Linked DNA regions of Homo sapiens: all the other regions are linked to region 2. Evidence: chromatin contacts called from ENCODE Hi-C or POLR2A ChIA-PET data. All regions are on one chromosome and are shown on one strand. The core of a region is the stretch at or near the end of the contact, and the rest is flanking DNA. Distances in the headings are between cores, read along the strand shown.

Region 1 (4,756 bases), core at 1,591-4,090, 1.0 Mb after region 2:
GTTAACCACAAGGGGGCAGCACAATAATTGGTAGGGGCAACACAATGGGGGTTTAAGCAGAGACACAAAGTCAAACCTTTCCATACAAAGGCTGTAATACTCCCTCACCAGTTTAAGACCTTGAAGTCCTTTATCTCTTTATACTAGAAAGGAGGAAACACGAGTTACAGGCAGATCACCTTATGCAGTCATTCTGCCCTTCTCTGAATCTCCTTTGCCTCCCAGCCGTGATAGTAGCCAAGACTTTTATGACAGCCAGGCAGTTTACCACTTTGCATGTGTCTTACTCACTTCTCACAACAATCTTATAAGAAAGTGAAGCTAAAAGAGTCGTAAATAATATAACTCTTTTTTTCTTTCTTTTTTTTTTTTTTTTTAGACAGAGTCTTGCTGTGTTGCCCAGCCTGGAGTGCAGTGGTGAGATCTCGGCTCACTGCAACCACCACTTCCCAGGTTCAAGCAATTCTCCTGCCTCACCCTCCCGAGTAGCTGGGATTACAGGTGTGCACCACCACGCCCGGCTAATTTTTGTATTTTTAGTAGAGATGGGGTTTCACCATGTTGGCCAGGCTGGTCTCAAGCTCCTCACCTCAAGTGATCCTCCTTCCTCAGCCTCCCAAAGTGCTGGGATTACAGGCGTGAGCCACCATGACCAGCCGTAAATAATGCAACTCTTAAGTGGCAAGAACACCAGGATTCAAATCCAGATCTCACTCCAAAGCCAATGCACTTTCCTATTCTGCCTCAAAAGCATCCCACCTTTCAGTAATAGCCAGGTGAAAGAGAAACAATGTCATATTCCCTTCCCATATCTGAGACACCTGTCTCAAATCACCAAAGGCACACACACACAAAATTCCCTAATGAGTCCCTAAAACTGCTATAAATTGCAAATACAGGATATTCAGTTAGAGCAAAAACAAGCATGGTGTGCTCTTCTGGCCAGCAAGTACTGCAGCTTTCCTATTCAGGTAAATACATGTACTATTAAGGCAAGTGCTGGATACATCCAGTCTGTACATACGTTACACACCAACAGACAAATGCATGTACAAGCAAATAATTCTCACACTTAAAGTGGTATAAGGTGAGGCGGATGGGGGAAGGGAGGCCAAAAATTGATTATTCATCTTCAAATGTTCTGGGTGTTATATCAAAATACAAGCTGATCATCCCTTATCTGAAAAGCTGCAAAATCTGAAACATTTTGAGCACCAACATGATGCTACAAGGGGAAAATTCCCCGCATAGGTACTTAATACAAACTTTGTTTCATGCACAGACGTATTAAAAATATTGCAAATGACTTAGTGGCTGTGTGAATAAGGTCTATATGAAACAAACGAATTTCGTATTTACACTTGGGTCCCATCCTCAAGATGTCTGATTTTGTATATGCAAACATTCCAAAATTTTTAAAAAAAATCCAAAACACTTTTGGTCCCAAGCATTCTGGAGAAGGGATACAAAATCTTTATTTGCAGTAGCCCAACAACTCACTGTACAAACTTATTATGAAACCAAAAGCAATCATTTCCCTTATTCCCACTTCCAGTTTCCTTCTCCATACTCAGCCGCTCCTACCCTTTCATTCAGAGAAATGGAGTTTCTCCTAACAGATTAGTAATTACTGGAAAACAAACTGGGTAAATTCAACCGACACAGCAAGCTTAGGCAGATAAAACCATGAGGAAACATTCAATGTGGTAGCAGAAACCCCAGCAAGAATAGCTAACGTGTTCTCCCAAAAGCTATCTCTTATTGCTTGGAAATACTCCTCTTTAAAGGATTAAGAATCTCTGGCTGCTTAAGAAGAAAGGGTAATGGACAACGTTTTTCGTTTCTCTGCAAAGTCACGTTATGTGTAAAGCCAACAAAAAAATGTTTCTTAAAGGATCCAAGACGAACAACAAAACACCCCAAAATTACTCTCCCAGATCAACATTAAAAGTTTAGCACTGACATTTTCAGAAGAGTAAGCAACAATGAGCCCTGCCTCTCTTCACACGCTTCCAACCTTCCCTACGCACGCACTCCCAGCTCCAGACACCTTCGCCTTTACTGCAGCGATAAAGGACAGCACACCCACCGTCGCGGGAGGAGGAGGAAGAGCCTCTTTTTCTGCAGAAGAGAAACAGTTCACATCTTGTTCCTGTTGCCTGCTTCTGAAACCTAAAAACAGAAGCAGCAGTTAACTACTACCACATAAATCCAGGGGAAACAAATGCTTTTTCTAGGCTGTTTAAGTGTCTAGAAAATTTTAAAAAGGAATAAGGAGGCGGGAGCGAGGGAATTATAAGACACAAATGGAAGCAAATATCACCAGCAAGACTCGTTCTAGGTGTCGTCTTAAAGAGGAAGATTTTTCTGGCTCAGAAGTTTGCTGCCACTAGCAGGGGGCAGGCGGGACCAAAAGGTAGGAAGGGGGTGGAGAGACAGCTGCTGCCCCCCACCCAGAAGCCAGGCAGAGATAACACCCACCGGCTACACAGATCGGGCGACCAGAGCGCGCCCTCGAGCCCGCAGGGGCGGCTCCTACCCGGCGGGTCAAGGTCTGCGAAGCCCCGGGACGGGCACGGCTCTGAACGACCTCCAGGCTGGGCCCTCGGGGGCCCTCCAGTGTGGGCTCAGCTCCCACTCACATCCCTCGGCAGCGAGGACCAGGCCTCTCCCTGCGCCGCAGCAGCCCTCAGCCCCGACGCGCGCCGCAAGCCCGGGCCGAGGGGCCCGACCGGCCGAGAAGCCGAAGTGGCGACGCGAACACCCAAGCGAGCCGGGCGCCGGCCCAGCCTGTCAGCGCCGAGGGAGGCCGTTAGCGGCGTCCGCTGCTGCCCCCTTCTGCTCCTCTTCCTCTCTCCTTCCTGCAGCCCCACACCACTCCCACTTCGGGCAGCCGGGAAGCCCGTCACAGTTGTCTCCACCCTCTCCGGGGCCACACCGTCTTCTCAACGCCGCGGGCGACACTGGCTTCGCCGCCCTGCTAGCTTCGAACTCAGCCTCCCGGTTGGCCTGCAGTCTCCCCGAATGGCAGGAGACCGGGCCGGATAGAGGCTGGGGGAGAGCCGGACGCGCGTCCTGCAGTGCGCGTGCGCCGCTCGGTGCTGGTCGCGGGACCGGCAGGCGCGGGCCACGCAGGGCAGCTGCCTCTCGGGAAGCCGGCGAGCGCGCGTGGAGATTCCTGGGACGGCCCCTGGGCGTGAGCGCGCAAGGAAGTTAAGGCGGCGGCGCCTCGCGAAACGCTGGTGCCCGGCTGGAGCTAGGCGCCAGCGCTGGGCCCGGCCCTCACTAGATGGGCGGGTGTGTGTGTGGCCGCCGCCCTCCAGGGAAGCGGCCGGGAGTGACTCACCCTGGCTGGCTCCCCAGCGCGCAGCCTGCACTGGAGGAGGCCGGGCTGCCTCCGCGCGGAGACTCCCCTCCCGCACACTTCTCCGCTTTCGGCTTTTCCTTCCACCTCCCGGGTACAGCAGACCCGTCCTTCCCCAGTCCAGGCTGCTAGGCCGAGGGGAAGTGGCGCCGGGGGCCGGGGACAACGCGCTCACACACGCTGTTTCGTGGCAATGCGCCCTCGAGAGCCTGACTCCCATCAGCCACCTTGGCTGGAAAGGGGTGAGGGTGGGATGAAGCGCCCAGCCGCCTGCGGGTTGGCAACAAGGCCTAGCGAATGTTTCTCCTAGAGGAGAAACAACTTTACCGGCGTGGCCTGGTGTAGCCCGGGAGAGGGTGGAGACAACGGCTGTGACGGGCTTCCCGGCTGCCAAAGGGCCTCATTCATTCATTCAAATATTTACTGAGTGTCTACTAGGTGCCGGGCTGTAGGTCCCCAGAGATACCAGGTGAACACGACCCCACACACTCCTTGCCCTACTGGATTGTATTCTGATGGAAGCGACAAAACAACAAACAACGCTTTAAATGCATAATGTGCGGGGTGTGTAATTGCCACTAAGAAAATGCATAGTTTTCTGCTGCCATATACATAATAACAAAGAAAAGGAGTAGAAAGTGAGGAGGGGGTGTGCTATTTTACGGTGGCCAGGAACGATTTCCTAGAATAAGTGACATTTGAGCAGAGATCTGAAGGATGAGAATGAACCAGTCCCATGACTATCTGGGAAAAGAATTTCAGGCAGAGGGACTCCTGAAGGCAAAGACCTTGAGAAGGGAAAGTGTTTGGCAAGTTCAAGGATCAGGAAAGAGGTCACTGTGGCTGGAGGACACGGAAGGAGGGGGCAGTGGTAAGAGGTGAGGCCAAAGAAGTAGCCTGGCACCAGATCGTGTAGGGATTTTTTTCAAGTATTAGCCCTCTTTCTGTCAACCTAAATGAAGTGACGCATTCATAGCTCCTGTTTCCCCATACACAACTGATGCTGCTCTTCAGGTCTGTCTTGCACTTAATGGTTTCTTTAAATAAACCTCACCAAAGCAACTCCTGCATTTCTTCTTACATAAGACCCATTGCAAAAGGTCTTTAAGCAAATGATAGCAGCATAGGAAATTACTTGAATTCACCCTGAATCTTTTAAATAATGAACTAGAGCTGTATAAGAGGGAGGGATTTACAGGAAAATTGCATTCCTACGGCTACTGCTTCATAGGTAATATATGGGCAAAGTTAGTAAGAATTTCTAATTATTAATTGTGACTCAATGGCTTAGAATATCAAGGCCGCAATTACAAACAGTGACTACCAAAAGAGTTCCTTTTTTCCTGCAAACAAAAACTGCTACTGAGGTAAAAGCTAGAACACAGACCCACA
Region 2 (4,884 bases), core at 1,503-4,002:
TATTAATTGGAATGTCAGTCTTTAATGTCGAGCTTATTGTAGGGTAGAAAAGAGCTTTCTACTCAGCTAACGATTACTCATTGATCCAAAACTTAAATACATCTATAATTTCCTGGGGCTATTGTGAGTACTGTGTATGTATTTAGCAAATATTTAAGACCTAGTAAGTGCTCAATAAATTGTAGCTGTTATTGCTGTTGTTGTTTGTACCTCTATTGTGTCTGGAACTTCTTTTACTTTAGAATTTTCCCAATCCATTCCCTACTCATTCATATTGGCAGGCTATTTAGGCTATTGTTGACAAGAATATAAAGTTGAGATTTTAGATATGCAATTCTGTCCATTCCATGTAATTATTACTAATGGGGGAAAAAGGAAAATTAAGGACATTATGTATAGTATGATCACAATTTTTAGTATATTTAAGATAAATAAAGTATAGAAGAATGAATAGAAAAATCCCACCTCAAAGTATTAATAGAGGTTTTCTCTAGGTGGTAGGATTAAGTGGCAAATTTTCTCCTCACTTACCTATATTTTCTAATTTACCTACATACCTACAACCAACATATTTCTTGTTTTGTTTGTTTGTTTTGAGATGTAGTTTTGCTCTTGTTGCCCAAGCTGGAGTGCAATGGCACGATCTCGGCTCACTGCAACCTCCGCCTCCCAGGTTCAAGCAATTCTGCCTCAGCTTCCCGAGTAGCTGGGATTACAGGTGCGCACCACCACTCCCAGCTAATTTTTTGTATTCTTAGTAGAAACGGGGTTTCACCATGTTAGCCAGGCTGGTCTAGAACTCCTGACCTCAGGTGATCTGTCCACCTCAGCCTCCCAAAGTGCAGGGATTACAGGTGTCAGCCACCGTGCCCAGCCCATATTTCTTGTGTAATAGAGTTTCTTTTTTAAGATCAAGGACCCGATCCTACTTTCATTATAGTTAAGTTGCTATCATCTTGACCTCTTCATAACCTAGAGTTGAGGTTCCTTCTACTCACCCACACCTTTCTCTTTTATATAATCTTAATTAAGAAACCCTTTATCAACATTTCTAGCAATTCCCTACACTTTTATGTATGAGGAATTAGAAATTCTGCCAGATGACTTGGAATTAGGCACCTGGAGTTTTTGAAGTATGACAGACCTAGATTTTAACTTTGTTTAACAACTTTCTTAAACTAAGAGGCAGTTTCCTCATCTGAAAAATAAGGTTAATACCTAGCTGATAGGCTTGTTGTGAGATTAAAGGAGACAATGAATATAAAGTGCTTAGTGGCACAGGGTTCAATAATGTAAGCTAATATTGTCCAAGAGTCATGAAATAGAGCTGATGACTAAAGAGGAGTAGAGGATGTTTGCTTGGGTACGTTGGGCTTCAGATTCCTGGGCTTTGTCGAAAGAAAGGAGGAATGTCTAGTCAGACACACGTTTTGGTTGCCAGGTGCTGAAGTAAGACTGATCCCTGCATTTTTCTTTCTGTGAGCTGAGGTTCTGTGGACTCTTCAGAGTCCACAGACTCTTCTCTGAGGGGAGAGAACCCTGTAAATGCGTTATATATTACAAATGTCTGATGAGAGGAGACCTCGAATACTAGATAAAAGGTATGTGTGGAGGACAGTGTGAATACCCTAACAGAGCGTTCCCGCTTCACTATTTTACTTAAGAGTGATACTTAACTTACTGGACAAAAACAGCTTTGAGGTTAAAAAAAAATTTTATCACTGCTTTAAAGTTCACATTAATGAGAAGTAAACAATTGCAAGAGTCAGAGTATCCTAATCATTTAGTTATACACATTTTACTTTTAAAATGCATGATTTCTGTAATTTTGTTTTTGTGTTTAGGTAATTCTAGGTTTTAACGAGGGTTCTGTGTACCTAGAAAAAATAATATGTGCGTCTTTCAAATAGAACATGAGGAAATAGTAGTATTTGCTTTATGGAACCATGAATTCCTACCTCCCAACTAATTTTAAGTAACATGTAAACCAATGTGAATGATGAGTCCACTTTTTAGTCATTAAACAGTAATTGTAAAATGTAGTGAGATTATCAGCCCATGCAAACAACTGTTTAATGCTGTACAACTCAGACATGAACTATTTTGACTGTTTTCAGTCCCAAGAATTTGTTTAAATGAGGTTCCATTCTCTTTATTCTTAACAGATCTCAAGAATCGGGAGGGTGGAAATTTGTAACTGAAAACATGGAATTAGTTCCAAAATATGAATTGATGTTAAGAGCTGGGGTTCTAAAAATCACTTCCTTTTCTTCTGCATGTGAACGTATGGTCGAGTCCTTAAACTTTCTTTCTAAACTTCTCAAAATTCTGGTTATATATAGAAGACCCGCAGTCACAAGGGAGAAAGGGTGGGAACAGAATGTAAATTTTATAGTAGAGAAGATTTACATTTTGCGCTTTCTCACTATTCATTTGCCATTAACAAAGGTTATCTAGCAACTTTAATTTTAGTTTGGGGGGCTAACACGGGTCTTGCAAAAGAAGTTTCCTCTTGAAGCACTTGCTTTAAAAAAAGCCTTTTGGCCACCTTCCCAGGCGGTAGCGAATTAAGCTGCGCAGGCGCCTTGCTTCCCCCTCCATCAACATGTTCGATTGGCCTACGATTGATTACATCATTGGTCCGCGCAACCCTAGCAGGCTTCTGGGCCTGTAGCTGAGCCGAAGCTCTTCCTTTTGCGTAGCGGGGCGGGGCACGATGGTGGCGGGGGGGGAGGGGGGAATTGTTCTACTACGCATGCGCACCGGGGATGGCGACAGGGCCTCTTTCTTTGCTTCTCTCCACAGCTCTTCCCAGCCGGGGGGCTGAGTGCCCTCCCCCTTCTCTCCCTGCCCCTCCCCTTTCTCCCCCCTCACCGCCCAGCGGGGCTTCTAACTGACAGTTGTCGCCGGGCCCCGTCCGTGCACCGCCTCCTTCTGCCCGTGTCCCCCGCAGGTAGAGGGGGGCGGGAGGGGGTGTGAGGGAGAGGAGGAGCCGGAGCCGCCGCTGCGGCCCCCTCCGGGGAGGGGAGAGGAGAACCCCCTTCCTCCTCGCCCCCTCCCAGCCCCCCGCTGGCCCGGGAGGGGGTGGGGCGCCGAGGCCGCGGCGACCCGGCAGGGCCTGGCCGGTGAAGAGCAGGCGGGCGGGGTGCGGAGGGGTGAGGCCGGCGAGGGCCGTGCGCGCGCCGCCGCCGGGGGGGAGGGGAGAGGAGGGCACCTAGGCTCTCCTCTTCTCTCCCCCCTCCTCGCGCGCCATGTAACCCCGCCCCGCCGGCGGTGAGCTCAAGACCCCCGCGCGCACCGAGCCGAGCCGGCGGCTGAGGAGAGCCAGGCCCGATGTGGCGGGGGCTACGCGCCGCGGCCGAGCCGTGAGGAAGCGGCTCGCGCTCACGCGTCCCCCAGCACCTCGAGCGGCTGTTCCACACCGCCCAGCCTAGGCCTGCCGGGGCATGAGTGTGCCCGGGACGCCGGGAGCGATGGAGCCGGCTGGGGAGGAAGAGCGGCCGCCACCGGCGGCCGAAGGAGAGGACGACGAGGAGGAGGTGGCAGCGGCGGCCCAGACCTCAGGGCCGGCCCACGGAAGGAGTGCCTCCTCGCTGGAGGACGCGGACGATCAGGAGGAAGAGATGGAGGCGATGGTGATCGGAGGCGGTTGCTGCAAGGAGCAGGAGCTGACCTACGAGCTACAGCAGGGCTACCGCATCCTGGGCGAGTTCCTGCAGGAGAAGCACCGGGGCCTCACCGCCCCCTTTCTGCAGCCCTTGGGGGGCGTTGCCACCGCGGAGGAGGAGGTGGCGGAAGGGCCGCGCAGCGGGGGCCGGGGCGGTCGCGCCTTCCCGCAGCAGCCCGGACAGGGCATGTGTCTGCTGCAGATGGAAGAGAAGTTCGCCAGCGGCCAGTACGGGGGCATCACCGAGTTCGTGGCGGACTTCAGGTTGATGCTGGAGACGTGCTACCGCCTGCACGGAGTGGACCACTGGATCTCCAAACAGGGCCAGAAGCTGGAGATGATGCTGGAGCAGAAGTTAGCGCTTCTCTCTCGGTAAGCGAGCCCGGTCCCCGGTGGGACTGACAGACTGACACAAACACACACTCACACGTGCCCGAGGATGGGCTGGGCCAGGGGCCTGGGGGCGGCGCTGATAGGTGCTGAGTCGGTGCTGGAGAAGCCCGGGAGGAGGAGCGGCGCTGGGCGGGGACCGGAGGGGTGTGGTGGGTGTGGGCCGAACCCGGCTTGCGCGTAGACTGAGAAGGAAACCCGAGTCTGCAGCGCTGAAGAGCTGGGTATAGTTTGCAGATGTAAAATGGAATGGGTCCCGTAGGAAGAATTGCACGTGTAGGCAGAGGAACAGTTTTTGTGGGATGGAAGTTGGACCTGCAACTTTTAGACAGTTTTAGCATGACATTTAAAACAGCGTTTAGGATGAAATATCTCTAGAAAAATAATTTTGGCTTATGTAAAAAGGTGTCTTAAACCATTAAAAAATAATTTTATCATTTACTACCCATGTCGGTCATCGAAGATTTATGGAGTGTTACTAAATGGTTAATGGTTACTTTTGCATACTACTGATCTTTTCTCTCCGTTTCATCTGAGGACACCCAATTTTTGCAATAATAGGGAATGCATCAACACACATTTTTTAAAGTTTATACATTTATGTTTATTCTACCAGAAATCATAGGCAAGTCAGATGATACTGTGCTCTTGGTATCCGCCACCCATATATCCAATTATTTAACACAAGAGGAGGATACTAAAATGAATGTATTGTTTTATAATAATTGTATAGTCTGTGTCAGCCAAGTTAATTTCTAAAGTTTAAATTTTTCGGGAGTGGAAAAATTCAATGTTTTTGGTATTGGTAGTTGAAGTGGAATAGTAGT
Region 3 (2,500 bases), core at 1-2,500, 1.3 Mb after region 2:
ATCAGTTCTGGACCTCTGAGGAGAATGGTAACTGTGTTTTATTTTCAGAGAGCCTTCTTTCTGCCTTAGCATAGTGTCCGGGACAAAGCAATGATGATAAATGGACAACCATTATTGAACATTGACCCCGTAGCTGGCATTGCACTAAGTACTACATTATTTTAACTCCTCCATTCTACTCCTCTATGCCCATTTTACAGGCAAAATGATACTCACTCGAACGTTTTTGTCCTCTGTTTCCATTCTTGAAACATGCCAAACCTCCAGTTTTAGGGCCTTTTCCTAAAACTGGACATAGGAAGGGCCCATGTCTCTCTCTTCCATATTCTAATTAAGCACTCAGCACACATGCCATCTCTTCAAAGCTTTTCCGACCGCCTATCTACAACAGCCTGCCTCCACAGTTTCACACACTCTTTTACGTTATTTATAAAAGAGTCTCACTCAATGGAAGCTGGATTTCCTCTCCTGTAAAATGAGGTAGGCCCTCTCGGCTCAAGGTCACTCCCTGTGATTCTACACAGAGAGGGAGTGGGAAGAGAGGGCGCTCGGCAGCAGAGGAGGAGGAGGAAGGAGGGAAGGGCGAAGGCGGGAGTGGGTGCAGAAGCGGGGGGTCTGGCGGTCCAGGGGGGTAGAAGGGAGGGGCGGATTCGAGTGGGCGCCAGGTGGAGGTGGGGCCAGGGTTGTCAAGGGAGCACGAAAGGGGTCGCGGTGTGTCCGGCAAGGACTGGGTAGGGCAGCGCCTGCTATGGACTAGGGGCGAGGGCTACGAAAGGGTTGTTGGAGGGGTGGATGCGGGTGGATCCCGAAACCAAGCGGCTCCGAGGGGCGACTAGAGGTGGGGAGGGGGCGCGCAGGAGTTGCCAAGGTCGGACAGAGGGGAGCGCGGTCTATCCGGCTGGGAATGGGCCGGACAGGGCGCGGGGTTCCGGGGTCGCGGAGAGGCGCGGAGGTAGATCTGAGCCGAGTGGAGGGCGCGTGGGGGTGGGTGCAGAGGGGCGCCGAAGGGATCCGGGCCCAGCGGCCGGTGGAGAGGGGCCGCGGAGAGGCGCAGGTGGGAGCTGGGCGGCCGAGCGAGCGCAGAGGGGGCGCGGCTTGCGCGGCTTGCGCGGCTGGGCGGGAACAGGCGCTCGGTCGGGGGCGGGGGGTGCGCCGGGGTAGCCGAGAGGCGGACGCAACAGCGGGGTCCCGCGCTGTCTGGGCGGCCCCAGGGGCTGTCGGCTCACTTCCGGGAACGCCGGGGAACCGCAGTAGCCGCCTGCTAGTGGCGCTGCTAGCCGGCCGGCGCAGGCTGCCGAGCGGGTGAGCGCGCAGGCCAGGCCAAAGCCCTGGTACCCGCGCGGTGCGGGCCTCAGTCTGCGGCCATGGGGGCGTCCGCGCGGCTGCTGCGAGCGGTGATCATGGGGGCCCCGGGCTCGGGCAAGGGCACCGTGTCGTCGCGCATCACTACACACTTCGAGCTGAAGCACCTCTCCAGCGGGGACCTGCTCCGGGACAACATGCTGCGGGGCACAGGTGGGAGCTCTGGGCCCAGGGCCGGCCGTGCGCTGTCACCCGGGTCGGACTTCGCGGGCGAGGGGCCGAAGCTGGGCACGCGGGTCCCTGGCTGCGGGCGCGGCATTTCCCTCCCGCCGCCCGGGACAGAGACCTCGGGCTGCTGAGCGACTGCGCCCCAAAACCTCCGGCCTCCGTGGGCCGCTTCGGGCGGGTTATGGGGTGGCGGTGGGGGAAGGGACTGGAAAGTTAGGTCGAGCTCGAAGTTCAGAGATGAAAGGAAACCACCGGGCTTTGTTTCAGAGGCCCAAGTCCTCCCAGTGGCAGCCACTCTTGGGGGTCCATCGAGCTGAGCCGCAGCTTGTTCAACGTGCTGGTGCCTTTGGAAGACTGTCATTAGCCCTGCTAGAGTCTGCTCGTTCTGTTTTGTTTTCTTTGTTTCTTTCTTTTCTCTTTCTTTTTTGGTGTGGTTAAGCTCTATGAGATCTTGTAGTTCTGACCTTTCCCCCATATTCCCAAGGCCAAGTATTATTTACCCTTGTTGCAGTCATAAAATTATCTCATTTTGATATCCTTAGATTTCGTAGACACGAAGGCTATTCTTGTGCATGGTTCTATAAAATATTTTGTTTCTCATGCCAAATAAATTCTTACAGCTCGGCACGAAAGGCAGTTAACAATCTACACTATACAATGGGTGAATTTGTGGTATGTAAATTCTCTCTTAAGAGGGTTGTTTTTGAAAAGCCAATCGCAGGAGTTTTTTTCTCAAAAAATGTTGACCTTACTTTTCAAAATAGAACCCGTTTTGAAACTCATTTTGAAACCCATTTACATAGAAATAATGCTTCCACAAGGCCTTTTTCTTTTGTTTTCCTTCTTTTTTTTTTTTTTTTTGTAAGGATAGCAAACAGGATAGACGTGCATAGCATAAAAAACAACGCCCTCTTTCGTTCCCTACCTCAGTCCCATTCTTCGGAGGGGAACAGAGTTTTCCTTCTAGAAA

The links. Hi-C counts contacts between places; a loop is a spot of excess contacts on that map. ChIA-PET counts read pairs that join two places held with the same protein, here RNA polymerase II (POLR2A). Pooled maps may share reads with other maps.
Region 1: a map of B cell shows a loop between it and region 2 (9-fold over the local background). The contact joins the promoter of JAK2 here to the promoter of BRD10 in region 2. A Hi-C loop is called at or near these places in 5 of 168 maps with a recorded cell type or tissue (B cell, CD4-positive, alpha-beta memory T cell, CD8-positive, alpha-beta T cell and 1 more), 3 of 37 single-sample maps with no recorded cell type and 22 of 50 pooled maps.
Region 3: a loop to region 2 is called in a map of B cell, with 7 times the contacts of the local background. The contact joins the promoter of AK3 here to the promoter of BRD10 in region 2. A Hi-C loop is called at or near these places in 3 of 168 maps with a recorded cell type or tissue (B cell and naive thymus-derived CD4-positive, alpha-beta T cell), 1 of 37 single-sample maps with no recorded cell type and 11 of 50 pooled maps. POLR2A ChIA-PET finds 5 or more read pairs at or near these places in 2 of 52 experiments (OCI-LY7 and naive thymus-derived CD8-positive, alpha-beta T cell).

Annotation. Positions count from the first base shown.
Region 1 is chr9:4,983,356-4,988,111 of GRCh38, reverse strand. It overlaps JAK2 (Janus kinase 2), which reads right to left and starts at 2,840. Exons shown (of 25, transcript NM_004972.4): 1 at 2,482-2,840; 2 at 2,090-2,172. RefSeq lists enhancers at 2,038-2,087, 2,888-3,027, 2,956-3,789 and silencers at 2,418-2,747, 3,138-3,217, 3,258-3,307.
Region 2 is chr9:6,006,350-6,011,233 of GRCh38, reverse strand. BRD10 (bromodomain containing 10) reads left to right here and starts at 2,752. Exons shown (of 8, transcript NM_001017969.3): 1 at 2,752-4,039. The coding sequence starts at 3,447. It overlaps MIR4665 (microRNA 4665), which reads right to left and starts at 3,408; the gene lies at 3,330-3,408. It overlaps RANBP6 (RAN binding protein 6), which reads left to right. Exons shown (of 1, transcript NM_012416.4): 1 at 1-209. RefSeq lists silencers at 2,685-3,204, 3,255-3,484, 3,675-3,834, 4,225-4,284 and enhancers at 2,722-3,221, 3,222-3,723, 3,855-4,084.
Region 3 is chr9:4,739,952-4,742,451 of GRCh38, reverse strand. It overlaps AK3 (adenylate kinase 3), which reads left to right and starts at 1,250. Exons shown (of 5, transcript NM_016282.4): 1 at 1,250-1,515. The coding sequence starts at 1,365. RefSeq lists silencers at 861-1,350, 1,581-1,720.